5 separate regions of the Homo sapiens genome follow, and all the other regions are linked to region 1. The links are chromatin contacts, found by Hi-C or POLR2A ChIA-PET in ENCODE. All regions are on one chromosome and are shown on one strand. Each heading gives the region's core, a stretch centred on a gene start or an enhancer-like site at or near the end of the contact. The rest is flanking DNA. Distances are from core to core; before and after follow the strand shown. Region 1 holds the start of MEX3C (mex-3 RNA binding family member C). Region 2 holds the start of TCF4 (transcription factor 4). Region 3 overlaps TCF4 (transcription factor 4). Region 4 overlaps TCF4 (transcription factor 4). Region 5 holds the start of HDHD2 (haloacid dehalogenase like hydrolase domain containing 2).

Region 1 (2,703 bases), core at 92-2,591:
CCCGAGAAACTTCACACTTTTTACCAGGCAAGACGGGCGGAAAAGCGTGGGTTTTCGCAAGGTGACCCATCTTCACATCTGGTCGACCCTCGGCTCCTCCCAGACCCCTTCGCGGTGGACTTGGGGGCCTCGCCGGGTTCGCCTTTTCCGTCCCACGCTCCTTTCTCTCGTCTCCCCACCCACGCCCGGGGCCATGCCCAGCTGGACCTCCCCACCCCTGCACTCACCCTGGCGGCCGACGATCTCGGCGACGTGCTCGGAGCTGGGCACCGGGACGCACTCGGTGGTGTTGACGCTCTTTCTCCGGAGCAGGGCCGCCTGCTCCCCGTTCAGGGCGGCCGCCGCCGCCCCACAACCGCCGGGGCCGTAGGCGTGGGACAGCATCGCCGCCATCATGCCCTGGGCATCGTCCCCTCCGTACAGCACCCCCGCCGCCGCCGCCGCGGCCGCCGCCTCCCGGGCATCGAACCTGGCGGCTGGCAGCAGCACAGACCCCAGGGACCCGCCCGGGATCTGCTGGGTCTGAGAGGCGGTGGCCGCGGGCGGCGACAGCAGCAGCAGCGACGACCGGTCCTCCTCCTCTGCTTCCTCCAGCTCCTCCTCCTCCAGCAGGTCTCCGTCCAGCTCCGCTTCCTCCCCCTCCTCCTCGTCCTCTTCCAGCTCCAGCTCGGCCGCCTCCGGGGCCCCGGGCCGGCCGGGCGGAGCCCGCTCCTCTGGAGACAGCTCCGCCGCCCGCCGGGCCTGGCCCTGCGCCGCCGCTGCCGGGGCCCGAAGCGCCGGGGCGCCGGGCTCCGCCGGGCTGGGGTCGTCGAGGCCTAGCGCGGCCAAGCGCTCCCTCAGCAGGAGCCCGTCCCCCTCGAGCTCCGGGCCGCCCGAGGGCGGCGGCAGAGGCGGCGGTGGCGGCGGCGGCGGCGGGGGCGGCTGCGGCAGGGGGGCCGGGGCCGCCGCCAGGGCCAGGGCCGCGGAGCTGCCGCTGGGCATCGCGGCGGCGCGCTGTCAATGGCGGCGGCGGCGGCCGGGTCAGGCGCGGCAGGCGGCGAGCCCCATGGCGGACAGGGCCAGGGCCCTGCTCAGCTCGCAAACACCTTTCCTCTGGGGAGGCGGCGGGGCTGGGGACCCGGGCCGAGGAGCGCCAGGGCCGCCCGGAGACCGGAGAGGGCGGGGTGGAGGGGCAGGGGAAGGAGGCAGAGGTAGGTAACTAGGTGGGTGGGTGGGGACGGCGGCGGGGCGGGCTGGTGGAGGTGGCAGCGGCTCCCCTCTCAGTGTTTCTTTTGTTTCATGGCCTTAACCAGCCCCCGGCGCGCGCGGCGGCGGCGGCTACGCCCCACGCCGCTCTCCGAATGAAGCCGGCGCGCTCTGATTGGGTGCTTTTAATCTCTGGGAGCCCGCCTTCTCCTCCCGCAGCCTTCCAACTCCTTTCCCCAGCCCCACCCCCCACCCTCCTTCGGGCCCCGCCCCTCCCCTCCCCAGAGCTCTCTGATTGGGTGACCGGGACCAGCCAGTTCCCGAAGCCTACTCCTTCCGTCCTCTCCCCGCCCACCTCCCTCTCATTCCTCCCGGCACGCGCGGAGAGGGACTGTGATTGTTCACTTTACACGTCACTCTTTGTGACGTCCCCGGCGGGGGCGGGAAAAAGGAGGCGGACGAAGGCGCTGCAGCAGAGGCTGAAACTAAGGGCCAAGCGGGGTTTTGGCGCAGGCGCGTGCGGTCGAAGCGCACACCTGGATTTGTTTCCCCCCAACCCTTCATCCCTGTAGCCCATGTGGCTGAGTTCTTTTAGGGAAGGCACTGTGTGAGCGGCCTGGAGCAGAGCTGCAGGCATAGGTTCGAGAGCATTGTTTCCTTGGGTTGAGGAAGAGATCGCCCCCTTCAGAGGAAGGGCCTTAAGAAGAGTCACGGAAGGAGGGGCCACGCAGTATCCTCCTATCCCCTCGCGGGGGCGGTTTCCTGAGCCGCGTGGCTCCCGGGCCTTCCCTCTCGGACTCGGGAATGCTCCTCCCACGCCCCGCTGGCCCGGCTTCTCTGCCGGCAGGATGGTTACATCAGCAGCCTGGAGGTGCTGAAGTTTAGCTCTTCGGGGTTTTTTGTTTTTTTTTTTTAAACGGAGTCCAGCTCTGTCGCCCAGGCTGGAGTGCAGTGGTGCGATCTTGGCTCACTGCAACCTCCGCCTCCCGGGCTCAAGAGCTTCCCCTTGCAGTGGCTCACGCCTGTAATGCCAGCACTTTGAGAGGCTCAGGCGGGCGGATCACGAGGTCAGGTCAGGAGTTCGAGACCAGCCTGATCAACATGGTGAAACCCCGTCTCTACTAAAAATACAGAAATTAGCCGGGCATGGTGGCGCACGCCTGTAATCCCAACTACTCGGGAGGCGGAGGCAGGAGAATCGCTTGAACCCGGGAGGTGGAGGTTGCAGTGAGCCAAGATCATGCCACTGCACTCCAGCCTGGGCGACAGAGCGAAACTGCGTCTCAAAAAAAAAAAAAAAAAAAAAAGAGTTTCTCCTGTCTCAGCCTCCCGAGTAGCTGGGATTACAGGCACGTGCCACCACGCCCAGCTAACTTTTGTATTTTTAGTAGAGACGGGGTTTCACCATGTTGGCCAGGCTGGTCTCGAACTCCTGACCTCAAGTGATACGCCCGCCTCGCCCTCCCAAAGTGCTGGCATTACAGGCGTGAGCCACCTCGCCCAGCTCTTTGGTGCTTT
Region 2 (2,703 bases), core at 113-2,612, 4.4 Mb after region 1:
TAATAAAACTCAAAAAAAAAAAAAAGCCTGAATCTTCCATCACACCACAAAATTATAGTTAAAAACTTGTCAAAAAGACCTTCATATTTACCAAGGATTCAGCCAATTAAAAATTATTACTGTCCTTTAGATTCCTACTGGTTTCTAGCTGAAGTGTTTGGGTTTTTGTTTTGTTTTTTTCACAGCTGTTGTTAGTTTCCACCGTTCTTTCTTACCGCACTGAAATCCAGTAAATCACTCAGCTCTTTGTCCGTCCCTAAGGCAGCCATTCGCTGTTGGTGATGCATTTTAGCAAAATCACACAAACCTAGAAACATGGAAATAACCGCAATCAGAAAATCCAGTCCCAATCCTTGGAGAAAACACAATCGGATTTTTGGAGACTGGGGGGTTGGGGGTGGGGACGTGGGGGCGGGTGGGATTAAGGTGGAAAGGAGGAAGGGATGGGAGACTTGTTGTTGGGTTGGGTTTGGTTTTGTTTTTTTAAGATGGAATAGGCAGCAATAGCAAAAAAAAAAAAAAAAAAAAAAAAAAAAAAAAAAAAAGCGATATTGTATTTCCAAAGAGACGATCAAACTGGTAACATCCACTATAAAACCAAATCAGGGAAAGAAAAAAAAAAAGCCGCTCTTCAGCGCATCATTTTATGCAACAGGAGGTAGAGCGAGAAATGAATGGATCACAGAGAAAAGAGAAACTACTGAGAACGATCCGATCTCAACTTTCCCCCCACCCTGCACCCCACCCCCCTCGCACACTCACACTCGCACACGCACACACACTCGCACACACCACTCCCCTCCGCTTTTCAAAGTAGCTATCAAGAAATTAAAGATGAGCGTCTCTGGAGTGAAAACACGTCCAAAGGGGGAGGGGTGGGGTGACAGGGTTGGGGGGAGCGGAGTGGAGGGTCGGGTCCTCTAATTGTCCAGCACCCTAATTTGTGAAAGAAAGGGGTTATAAAAATTAAAGTCAGGCCCCTGGCAAAGTCCTCGGTCCCTCCGAGGGGGCATCAAGGGGAGGGGCGGGGGGGCTGGCGGCGAGGGGGAGGGAAGCGGCGGGAGGGGAAGGGGTGTCTCTTCTGGGAGCGCCGGGCGCCGGGAGCCCGCGGCGCGGGAGGCGCGGAGCCGCGTGCGGGGCCGCCGAGCCCGAACCCCGCGCCGCCGGGCGCCTCCGCCCCGCCGAGCCCCGCAGGCGCCGGTACCTACCGCCCGCGCGCGAGAAGGGGCTCTCCGTGCACCGCCGGCGCCGAGGCGGCGTTCATGTCTAACCGCCGCCGCCACCGCCGCCGCCTGCTCCTGCGCCCGCTCCCGCGCCTGCTGCCTCCCCGCCGCCGCCGCCGCCGCCGCCACTACAGATCCGCAGACACACAGCCAAGATCCCTGACTCTTAACACCAACTCTCTTCTCCGGGGAGGGGAGGGGACGGAGGGAAGGGGGGAGGGGGAAACACGCCGAGGCGCACGGAATTGCAAGTTCAGCAAAGAAATGGGTGGGGGGGCTCCGGCGGGGAGACGCGACTTGCTCCGGGTCGGGCAGGCTAGGATGCATCCCCCTCGCACCCACCCCGAGGGGAAAAAAAAAAAATCTCAACACCTCCCCCGCCTCGCCAAAAAATACAAACGAAAATTCATCGAGCACCTCATTTTTCCTCAGATCGTCAGTTACAATCTGAAGCCTGAACAGTTCAGTTTTTGCCCGTTGCATCCCTCGGAGGCACTTTGAAATTTATTCGAGTTTACATCCCCTCACTTCTTTCTTTCTCTTACTCTCGTTCCCTCTCACTCACACATCCACACACGGCAAAGCAAGTTTATACTAGGCTGCAAATACACGTGATGCAAAAAGACTTTGCCAAGAGGAACAATATTTTTCTTTTTCGTCTATAAATCAAGCCACATTTTCCTGGGGAGATTTTCGTTTCGGTAGTTTTGCGTTGGGGGCGAAATCTGAATTGCATACTTTCTTTCCCCTCCCTTTTAAGTCACAGAATAGTATAACTGCAAACTTCGAAAAAAAAAAAGGGCAATTTTTGGGGGTGGATGTTGTTTTGTTTTTGCACTTGAGTTCCTAGGCACGCTAAGTCCCTGTTCGCCAGCACTGTAAGTTTTTAATTCAACATTTACCATTATAGGCCCTGCATGCTCTTAAAACATACTTTTTCACATCACTTTTTAGGATAAAATTTAAGCTTCATAATTCTATCGTTTCGTAATAACAAGCGTGCTTTATCCGGTATATGCAACATAAGCTATTTTAACGTGTGTTTGAAAAAAAAAACACACATTCTACAAATCCTGGTATTGCTAGATGTGCGAGTACATACACAAAATGCATGCACACACTTTTTCCCATTGGCAATTATTTAATAGGTTGTCCCTTTTGTTTTAATAAAACATCGGGATCGACATTTTAAAAATTAAATTCAATTACAAACAGTTTACTCTGACGGCAAATTGAAACGTTACCTTAAATGGCCACAAATATTCTCACAATATTCCAAGGAAAGAGACTTTAAAAAGAGAGACAAAAATCTTCTGCAAGTACTTAGTATCTCACATGTGTATCCCCAAAAAGTATTTTAACTGGTACTCAGTCCTGCTCCAGGGATATCCACAGATTACAAGATTATGCACCTGGCTCTGGTTTTTGCATTTTCCACCATAAAACTGCAACAAAATTCCCTCCCCCAAAAAAGAAATCA
Region 3 (2,703 bases), core at 114-2,613, 4.1 Mb after region 1:
AGGAGGACGCAGACAGACAGACACACACACACAGAATTTATTCTGATGACAATAACTTGAGACAGCCTTGCAATTTAATAATGAACACCAACAAACCTCTTACGTGTATATTCCCATATTTCTTTGTATTGAAATCTTAAGACTATGAAATAACTGTTTTCTTATTAAGCAATTAAGATTTTTACTTTTTCAATTGGGATCCTAATTATTTTAAATTTTTTTTCAATATACACACGTATCTGGAGAAAATATTTATCTCAGATAAACACACTTATCGGATAAGTAGAAAATATACTTATCTGAAGTAAATCCATATTACACCAAGAAGTCAGATAAAGCACAAATCATCTCAATCTTTTTAGTGGCATGAACTTATTTTCTTGGCATCATTTAGATATTCTCAGGTAAAATACTTTTAACTATTTACATGGTTCAAATATGGACACATTTAGTTTGGAAGATGCTTTTATCACAGAAAAGTATCAAAATATCAGCGTAAACTGTGAAATCTAATTTTATTTGTGTCTTTTTTAGTGACTTCCTATGTTATCTTGAATTGGTTATTTTTATATGGCCTGGGTTCATATGTAGACATTCAAATGGTTTATCACATGATCAAATATTTATTTTCTGAGTGACTGGTCAGATAGCTTGTATTCATATTGATTATAAAGTAATTCACATTGATTACTAAGGTAAGCAATGGGTTGTTTTTTAACTAGATTTTTGATCCATAAGTAAATATTTGACTTCTACCTTTCTGTGGCACTATTTCCCTTTAGAAGAAAGAAGAGACTTCTCATTTTGCTTTATGTGGCATTATAAAAACTCACACAGACATATATGGTTTGGAGAGACAGCAGCATGCAAAATAGATGCAAAAACCAGATTCTCAAATTTCAGTATACAGTGAAATCTGATCAGATTCATTTCCCCACTTTTCCACATATTTTCATGTCTGAGGTAAAGAATTCAATGAGTATGCCATTATCTACATGAACATAACATCTTCTAGGAAATTCAACAAACCAGAGATACAAAATGGCATCACCCTGCAAACAAGGTAAAATGTAGCTAATAGCATTATGTGATATGGCAAAGTGTAATACCAAGTAGCAAGACCAGAATATATAGATTTTTAGGTTTAATTACACTGGAACCTACACATTTGACTCAAAGTGAAATTCACTTCTTCCTTCCTCAATTTTTTGCAAAGTAACTGCAAAAGTCATAAATTTACTACTAAATCTCTCAAATATTAAATGAAATTAGGCAAACATAGTGCAATTGACACATCTGAAGACTAGATGTGATTTTTATTTAAGGAGAAAAGACTTCATTATGCCTCTTATTTTTCCCCAGGCCGTCAATCTTTTTCCCTTGGGATAAGTGGAATGTTCTTAAAAAAAAAAAAATAACAAACCCTTATCCTAACCCAGTGTAATCCATAGCCAGTCTCCAAGTTTGATACAAAAACAAACCATTTCTATTTTGGTACAATGAGGAAGCATCACACTGGACAATGTAAAAACAGAGATGGAGGAAGTTGACTCAGATTGCTGCACTTCCTAGATGAAGCTGGTTAGCGAGCTTACCACAATCACCTGAGTCAAATGAAATTCGAGGACAATTGTTTTTTTCCCTCAAAATGGTACACGTGTAAATGAATTCCCAAAAAGTTAGAGGGGAAATCCTGGTTATGTTTATTTGTCTGGATGAAGGATGATAGTTGAGAAACTTTTAACAAAAAATGGATGGATGAAGCTGACTGGAATCTCAGCACAGGATGTTCTCAATTTTAAAAAATTTGTGAATAAATATCAGGCTTCCCAATGCATTGCTCGATAATCAGAGGGGAAATGTGATTATTACAATGAAAATGGTTTTCATTCTAAATGAACTAATTATCTAGGGTTTATTAACCCTCTTTGGGGGTGAAGATTCTAGCAATTTCCTGAGGTTTCTAACTGTTGATTACCTTTGTTCTTTCACATCATGGAGCAATAGGACAACTTGCTAGGCAGAGAACAAACAATTGTCAAATACTTTAAATGGCCACCTCTGACAAACGGAATGAAAAGAGTAGGTATAAAGGAAAAACAAAACATAAATTTTAAAATGCAAGTGAATGACCATACAGTGAGAGCATCCAACGTACATCCATCACTGAAGTGCCTTTTCAAGTTCGTGTTTAGCAGATCTAAGTTCCCTCAAGGCCAATCGATAGCCTAAAGCTTAAGCAGGTCATTGGTCCATTCCTAATCTAAATATGGTGTTCTTTAACTCAAAATAAACTTGAATTTTAACGACTGAGTTTTCAAAATAAGCACTCTCTTCATTCTGTTAATCAAAAGCACTTATATACCCACCCCACACATAAACACAGACACGACCAGGAAGGAACAGGTGAGACAAGTTTTGCATCATCTTCTATTAAAAGACAACAACTTAGAGTAAATCCCACGAGTAATCTAAAAGACTTTTTTTAAAGAGATAATGTGCAATTTTAAAAAATTCTGGGTTTTCATTAAATAACAGTGAAAGAAATTCATAAACTTTTATTGAGCATAAACAGTACTAAAATAAGAATGATTTGGGAAAAAAATTGATATTGATAAATTTTGGCTTTTAACATTAACCCAGCTGAATCAGGTATGGGTGATGAGTGAGAAAAAGTACTGTGGCAGTATTGGTCTTATTTCC
Region 4 (2,703 bases), core at 121-2,620, 4.1 Mb after region 1:
AAACTTCTTTTGCCAACCAACACTTATCAAGTTTTGAAAATCACAAGCTCCTAGCATTTAAAATAAGTTCTGAAAAGGTGTTCTCATAGATAATCTCTGGAGAGTATGCCTGGTAGTAAAAAAGAGCATTGAATTTGGAGTTGATGTGCTTGAGTTTAAATCCCGCTGCAGGACTTGAGACTAACTGCTCAAACTTCTAAGGCTCACTTTACCGACACCTGAAATGACCACTATTATCATCCTCACTGGGCTGTTGTGAAGACTGCCTAAGACAACACATGCAGAGCGCCTAGCAGAGGGGCTGCCAACTCACACTCACAGAATGTTAAGTTTCCTCGTTTCTTTTCTCCCGTTTCTATGGATGATCTATTTACAGGGGTCGGGGGGAGAGAGACAAAATATAATATGTGAGACTCGAGGAATTTACAACAGTTGGTAAGGCAGAGTCATATCTATAAAAGATGCACAGCTATGCGGAGCTGGTTAAGATAAATATCTAGAAATGGTATGATTCATAGGGCTGTAAGAATAGAGAAAAAAATGGCTAGCATGAGTGGGGTAGCAAGGGAAGGCTTCCTGGAAGAAGAATGATTTGAGTCAGTGCTTTGAGAATGGGTGGGTATTAGGTGTACAGAGATAAGCAGATAGGGCTGGACAAGACAAAGAGATACAAAAGTTCCGAAGGAGAACATACAGGGTGAATTCTGGTAATATGCCCAGCCTTGTCTTGCTGGAAGACTTGTTGCAGATTGGAAGAGCTCAACATAAGGCTTTCGGTAAATGGTAATAGGCTTCAAATGCTGAGCTAAGGAATTGGTCTTTATCTTGTAGAAAATGGAAAGGCAGGGAAGGTTTTTGAGCAGGAAATAAGCATAGCTCAATAATATCATCCAGAGAGCTTGCAAGTATACAAACATTCGCTCTTGTGTTATGAGCCATGCCGCTGTGAAAAAAAAAAATCCCTTTCATTATACTAATACTTAGTAAATCACTGAAGACCTACTTCAGAACTCCAAGGAAAACATTTTATGAATCAAAAGCTAAGGACAATATGTTAGCAATTAAATGAGATAACATAACAGCCGAGGCAGAACCACAGTTTTCCCCACCACAACTTCAAGCTGCTGCAGAAAGAAATGCTTATATCACCTTCCAAGTTATCAAGCCATTTTGTTTTGATTTTTGGAAGGCAGGGAGAAAGGAAATGAGAAGCGTACGGAGGTCGAGAGGATTCAGAGCTGTCTACTCTTTAATCAGAAGGAATTACTGAGGAGAGTTAGAAAGGCGATGTGCTCAATACAAAACCGGGACTGGGATGAGTATCAAGTTACTGCAACTCGCTTCCGCCCAGAACAACAAACGAAGGTGTGTAGTTGGGAATGAGACTCTCACCAGTGCTCTCTGCTGAAGTTTCCGGTGCATACCTCCCACGGCTACTTTATTTACTGCAGCTGGCCAAAGTTTTATAGCCTGTTTCATGTATTAAAATTCAAATGTGGAAAACATTACCAGTATCCTCCTTGAATTTTTTTGTTGTTGTGGGGAAGGGGGATGAGGTTTTTTTTTTTTTTTTTTTGCCTTCCCCTTAAACTTCCTTTTTATTGTGGAATGTATCAAATGGTCAAAGGCTAACTTCAGACTGATTAAATTCAAAAACTATTTCCTTTGTTCTTATGTTTTTGTTTTAAAATTCATACCAGTTTGCACGGGAAAGATAGGCCAAACCAATCCTTTTCACACACATTAGTGTTTCAGGCTGAGGAGCTCAGATTCTGGGGACACGTTGAATGGTTTTCAGGAAGAAAGGAGAGAGACTGCAAAACCCCATTTGGTTCAAAGGGCAGCAGGGTGATGACATGCCATATCTTTGGAGTTACGCTATGATCTGCTTGGCTCTGTGGCTGTCCTTGATTGAATATTAAATGTCTTCAGAGGAGAAAACAGGAACTTATCCTTATCAGCAAAACTGGCGGCTTTATTGCTTTTGTGTGTGTGTGTGTGTGTGTGTATATCAAGATCAAATTAAAGGGGTTTCTATGTAATATTGGCTAATTATTTCCTTTTTTCTACCGTTCTATTCAGTCGTCTCACTTTCGGTTCTACTGAGGTCAGTCCAACTTCCCATCTCCAAAAATAATTCTAGTCTTTTCCTCCCATCCCACCTCTGAATCTGACTCAAAAAGGAGTCAATTCAAAGGTCAAATAGTCCCCAAAAGTATTTATGTATAGTTTAATATTTAAAAGAACCACTTAACCTACATATGGTATTTAAGAAAAACTTTACATATTTATGGAAAAAATAGTCTCTGAAGCAATGCCCTGGGTGCATGTTACATCCGTTTAACATATGCAAAATGAACACAGCTACAGAAATTAAACTATTTTTCTGTTGATTGAGAGCAGATATACAGAAATGGTTATAAGTCACAGATCTGGCTTTTAATAAAGCCAGATTTCTTAATTAAAAGCAGTATGTTTAAACATTGTAGTTAGAAAAAAAAGAGCTGTACAAACGAAAATCTCATATTATATGCATCCCAAGTGTATTTAACACATTACCTGAGGCCAAGCTAAATTAAAATCTAGACTTTTCTTTTGTAAACTCTAAGCAACTGCCATGAACATATAAACAATTTTTATTCAATGATGAATTTTTAGGGCAGAGGTCAAGGGAAAGAAAAAAAGATTTCTCTTTGGCATTCA
Region 5 (2,703 bases), core at 125-2,624, 4.0 Mb before region 1:
GGAGGGAACATTATGGATATATCAAGGGCTACAAAAATCACAGGATACACATGATGCAAAGTTCTAAAGCATTAGTATAACTTGAGGATTTGAGAAAACACATCTAAATATATATTATGGCATATTATTCAAAACTTGCATACTTACAACAAGAGATTTTAATACAAATTTTCCCTTGGGAAATTGGGGCGCTACAAAACATGCCTCCTAAAACCCCTGGGAAGTACAAATTTTCTTTCCTTCCCTATATGGTTCCAGACTTTTCTGGAACCACTGTAGGCATTCAATAAATGACGGTATTATTCAGCCACTCCCCAGTTAAAACTCTTCCAGTGACTCCCCGCTGACCTCTGGATAAAGTCTGAACAATGAACACTGGTGGACAGAGTCCTGGTTTACCCTCTCCAACACATTTGTCTCTACTAGCACCCAAGTTCCATGGTACTGCAGGCGGCCAAGAGCTCTACACTTTGCCTCCCTCGTTGCGGGACTTTTGTCTGCAACTACTCGGGCCCCTCTACACCCTCATCTCCTGGCCAATCCCTTTAGCCCTCAGTCTCTGATAACCATCACTTCCTCTGGCGTGCCTCCTCTGGGTCCAACTCCTTTTCTCCCAGAGTTAGGCTAGGAGCCACCTGTGGTCCTACTACATTTACCACTGTCCTGGTTACCAGCCCGCGCCTCTCCTACTAAACTGTTAAGCTCTGTGCATAAGGGACTGTGTTGCCTTTCCCACTGGGTTATTTAGGCGTTCAATAAAGATCGTGAATTAACTCATGAATCCCGGTGTCCACAGCTGGAAGGCCCCAACAACAAACTCTTTCAGCACCAACTCAACTTCCATCCCCCCATCTCTTGGCTGGGAAGGGGCCTCAAGACTGGTCACTGCACTCGGTTCTAAACCAAGTACCAGGGCCTTAAAAACGCCAAACTGACCAGGAGGGACGCTAGCTCCAAAATACAGCCCAAGAGCACGCTTCGAGGAATGACTGACACACTAGCTTCACGATCCGCCCCGCAGAGACCCACAGCGCGCCTCGCGCCCAGCTATGCGCACGCGCGGGGCCACTGCAAAGAGGGCGGTTCCGACGCGGAAAACAGGGAATGCGCACAGAGCAAGAGCGCACGGCCCGGCTCGAGAGGAGGGGCGGCCTGGGGGCGCCACTAGTAGTTCCCGAACCCTGTCACAAAATCTGCAGCCTCCCGGCCCCAATTGCGCTTCTTCCTCTTCAGTCCTACAGCGGCTTCTCACCCACACTCCGTACGCCGTCCTCAGGAAAGGCCCCCGCTAATGGCAAAGCCAGCCACCCGCACTGGCCGCGGGTCCTCAGCCGGGATAGACAGCCCCGCTGCTGCCCGACGGACGCCGGAAGTTGGGCCCTGGCCGCGCCGGAAGCCCCGGATTTCCCGGCTCCGCCCCACCCCTTCGCCCGGGATTTCCGCCGAGGCGGTGCAGCTACCGCGCCGTGTTGTCCTCTGTCTGCACCGCCGCTGACGGAAAGCTAGGCCCTTCTGGAGACCCGCTTTCCCAAGGGCGCGGCCTCCTGGGCCGGGATGCACGAGGAAAAATAATCCCCTGCCTTTCTTCGGTAGCTGTTTTCCAGTCCACAGCACCACTGCTGAACCGAGCGTTACTGAGTAGCGTTCTTTGCCTTCACCCCTCCCTTCCTCTACCACTTGTCCACTCTCGAGGTTTAACTAAGAAGTCATACTTTACTAGACAACCCAATCTCAGAAGTCGTCATTTCCCCCTTAGCTACTTGAATAGTACCTGGCACCTCTTGCTTCCTCCATTAACTACTCCCTCGGGCAGCGACGTCCCTCCTTTCCCTCTTCTCTCCCGATTAGAGCCACTACGGGCCGTGCCTTCCTCTTCCACGGGAGCTCTATCTTGGTACACCCAGAACCACCTCCCTCCCTAACCCGCTGCCACACTCGTGGGGGTCTCTACCTGTCTCCTCTTGATCCAGGTAAGTTATGTGGACCTGAATAATAGAGTACAGAAAAGTCACTCTTATGCACTCACTATGAAAATGACTGAACAACTTTCTGGAGCCGTGTTGACATAATAGGATACTCACTCGGGTTACACCTTATACAAGGGTTATACCCCTTGATAAAACCACTGCTCTGTCCTTGACTAGGGACCCATATATGCCACCCGTATGCCACAATCTAACACCCCCACTACCCAAGGCTGCAGTCAGCCCTGTTAGGAGCTGTGACCCATTCTGTCCCTTGGACTAGGAGCCATCTGCTTTTCCTCCCCACTGGATCTGAAGTTTTTTTGTCTTACTCATATATGCTAAGTTTAAGTTTTCTGTGTGAGGGTCTAATTGGTTGAAGGAAAAAGGATTTGGTCCTAGTTTCCCCTTATGAGCCAGCTGTCTTTGACCAGATTAAGACATCACCAAAGGATTTTAAGTGGGTAATATAAGAAGTGTATTTTTCTAAATGCTTCCTCTGCCTGCAGTATGAATAGATAGGAGAGATGCCAGAATGGGTGAGACCAGATAAGAGACCCACTGCAGGGCCACAAGAGAGATACTTGAACTAGAATGTGTGGAAACAAAGCAAAGAGGATAAATTCATAGGAGGCAAAACAGAAACTGGTGACAGATTAGATTGGGGTTAGGGAGAAGGCATCAATTATCAGGCTCCAAGACTAGGCAATTGGGTAGTGTAACTGATTTTTTTTTTTTT

The links. A loop is a pair of places that touch in the nucleus more often than their neighbours do. ChIA-PET counts read pairs that join two places held with the same protein, here RNA polymerase II (POLR2A). Pooled maps may share reads with other maps.
Region 2: a loop to region 1 is called in a map of naive thymus-derived CD4-positive, alpha-beta T cell, with 22 times the contacts of the local background. The contact joins the promoter of TCF4 here to the promoter of MEX3C in region 1. A Hi-C loop is called at or near these places in 1 of 168 maps with a recorded cell type or tissue (naive thymus-derived CD4-positive, alpha-beta T cell) and 9 of 50 pooled maps. POLR2A ChIA-PET finds 5 or more read pairs at or near these places in 1 of 52 experiments (CD4-positive, alpha-beta T cell).
Region 3: a loop to region 1 is called in a map with no recorded cell type, with 6 times the contacts of the local background. The contact joins the enhancer-like site here to the promoter of MEX3C in region 1. A Hi-C loop is called at or near these places in 4 of 37 single-sample maps with no recorded cell type and 7 of 50 pooled maps.
Region 4: a map with no recorded cell type shows a loop between it and region 1 (7-fold over the local background). The contact joins the enhancer-like site here to the promoter of MEX3C in region 1. A Hi-C loop is called at or near these places in 2 of 168 maps with a recorded cell type or tissue (GM12878 and endothelial cell of umbilical vein), 2 of 37 single-sample maps with no recorded cell type and 5 of 50 pooled maps.
Region 5: a map of CD8-positive, alpha-beta T cell shows a loop between it and region 1 (11-fold over the local background). The contact joins the promoter of HDHD2 here to the promoter of MEX3C in region 1. A Hi-C loop is called at or near these places in 2 of 168 maps with a recorded cell type or tissue (both CD8-positive, alpha-beta T cell), 1 of 37 single-sample maps with no recorded cell type and 9 of 50 pooled maps.

What each region holds. Positions count from the first base shown.
Region 1 is chr18:51,196,340-51,199,042 of GRCh38, forward strand. It overlaps MEX3C (mex-3 RNA binding family member C), which reads right to left and starts at 1,342. Exons shown (of 2, transcript NM_016626.5): 1 at 228-1,342. The coding sequence starts at 981. RefSeq lists silencers at 306-355, 376-425, 686-765, 906-1,015, 1,036-1,565 and an enhancer at 1,766-1,855.
Region 2 is chr18:55,586,830-55,589,532 of GRCh38, forward strand. It overlaps TCF4 (transcription factor 4), which reads right to left and starts at 1,363. Exons shown (of 20, transcript NM_001083962.2): 1 at 1,209-1,363; 2 at 216-307. The coding sequence starts at 287.
Region 3 is chr18:55,326,980-55,329,682 of GRCh38, forward strand. The region is part of intron 8 of TCF4 (transcription factor 4); the gene reads right to left. Among named protein-coding and RNA genes, the nearest start is that of TCF4-AS1, 120 kb to the right of the region's middle. Within about 2 kb of position 1,364, at least 3 of the 41 ENCODE cell types and tissues checked have a DNase peak (open chromatin) inside an H3K27ac peak, as active enhancers do.
Region 4 is chr18:55,250,374-55,253,076 of GRCh38, forward strand. All of the region lies in intron 15 of TCF4 (transcription factor 4), which reads right to left. Among named protein-coding and RNA genes, the nearest start is that of LINC01929, 130 kb to the left of the region's middle. Within about 2 kb of position 1,371, at least 6 of the 41 ENCODE cell types and tissues checked have a DNase peak (open chromatin) inside an H3K27ac peak, as active enhancers do; they include endothelial cell of umbilical vein, where a contact is called at or near this core.
Region 5 is chr18:47,149,126-47,151,828 of GRCh38, forward strand. HDHD2 (haloacid dehalogenase like hydrolase domain containing 2) reads right to left here and starts at 1,375. Exons shown (of 7, transcript NM_032124.5): 1 at 1,253-1,375. RefSeq lists an enhancer at 784-843.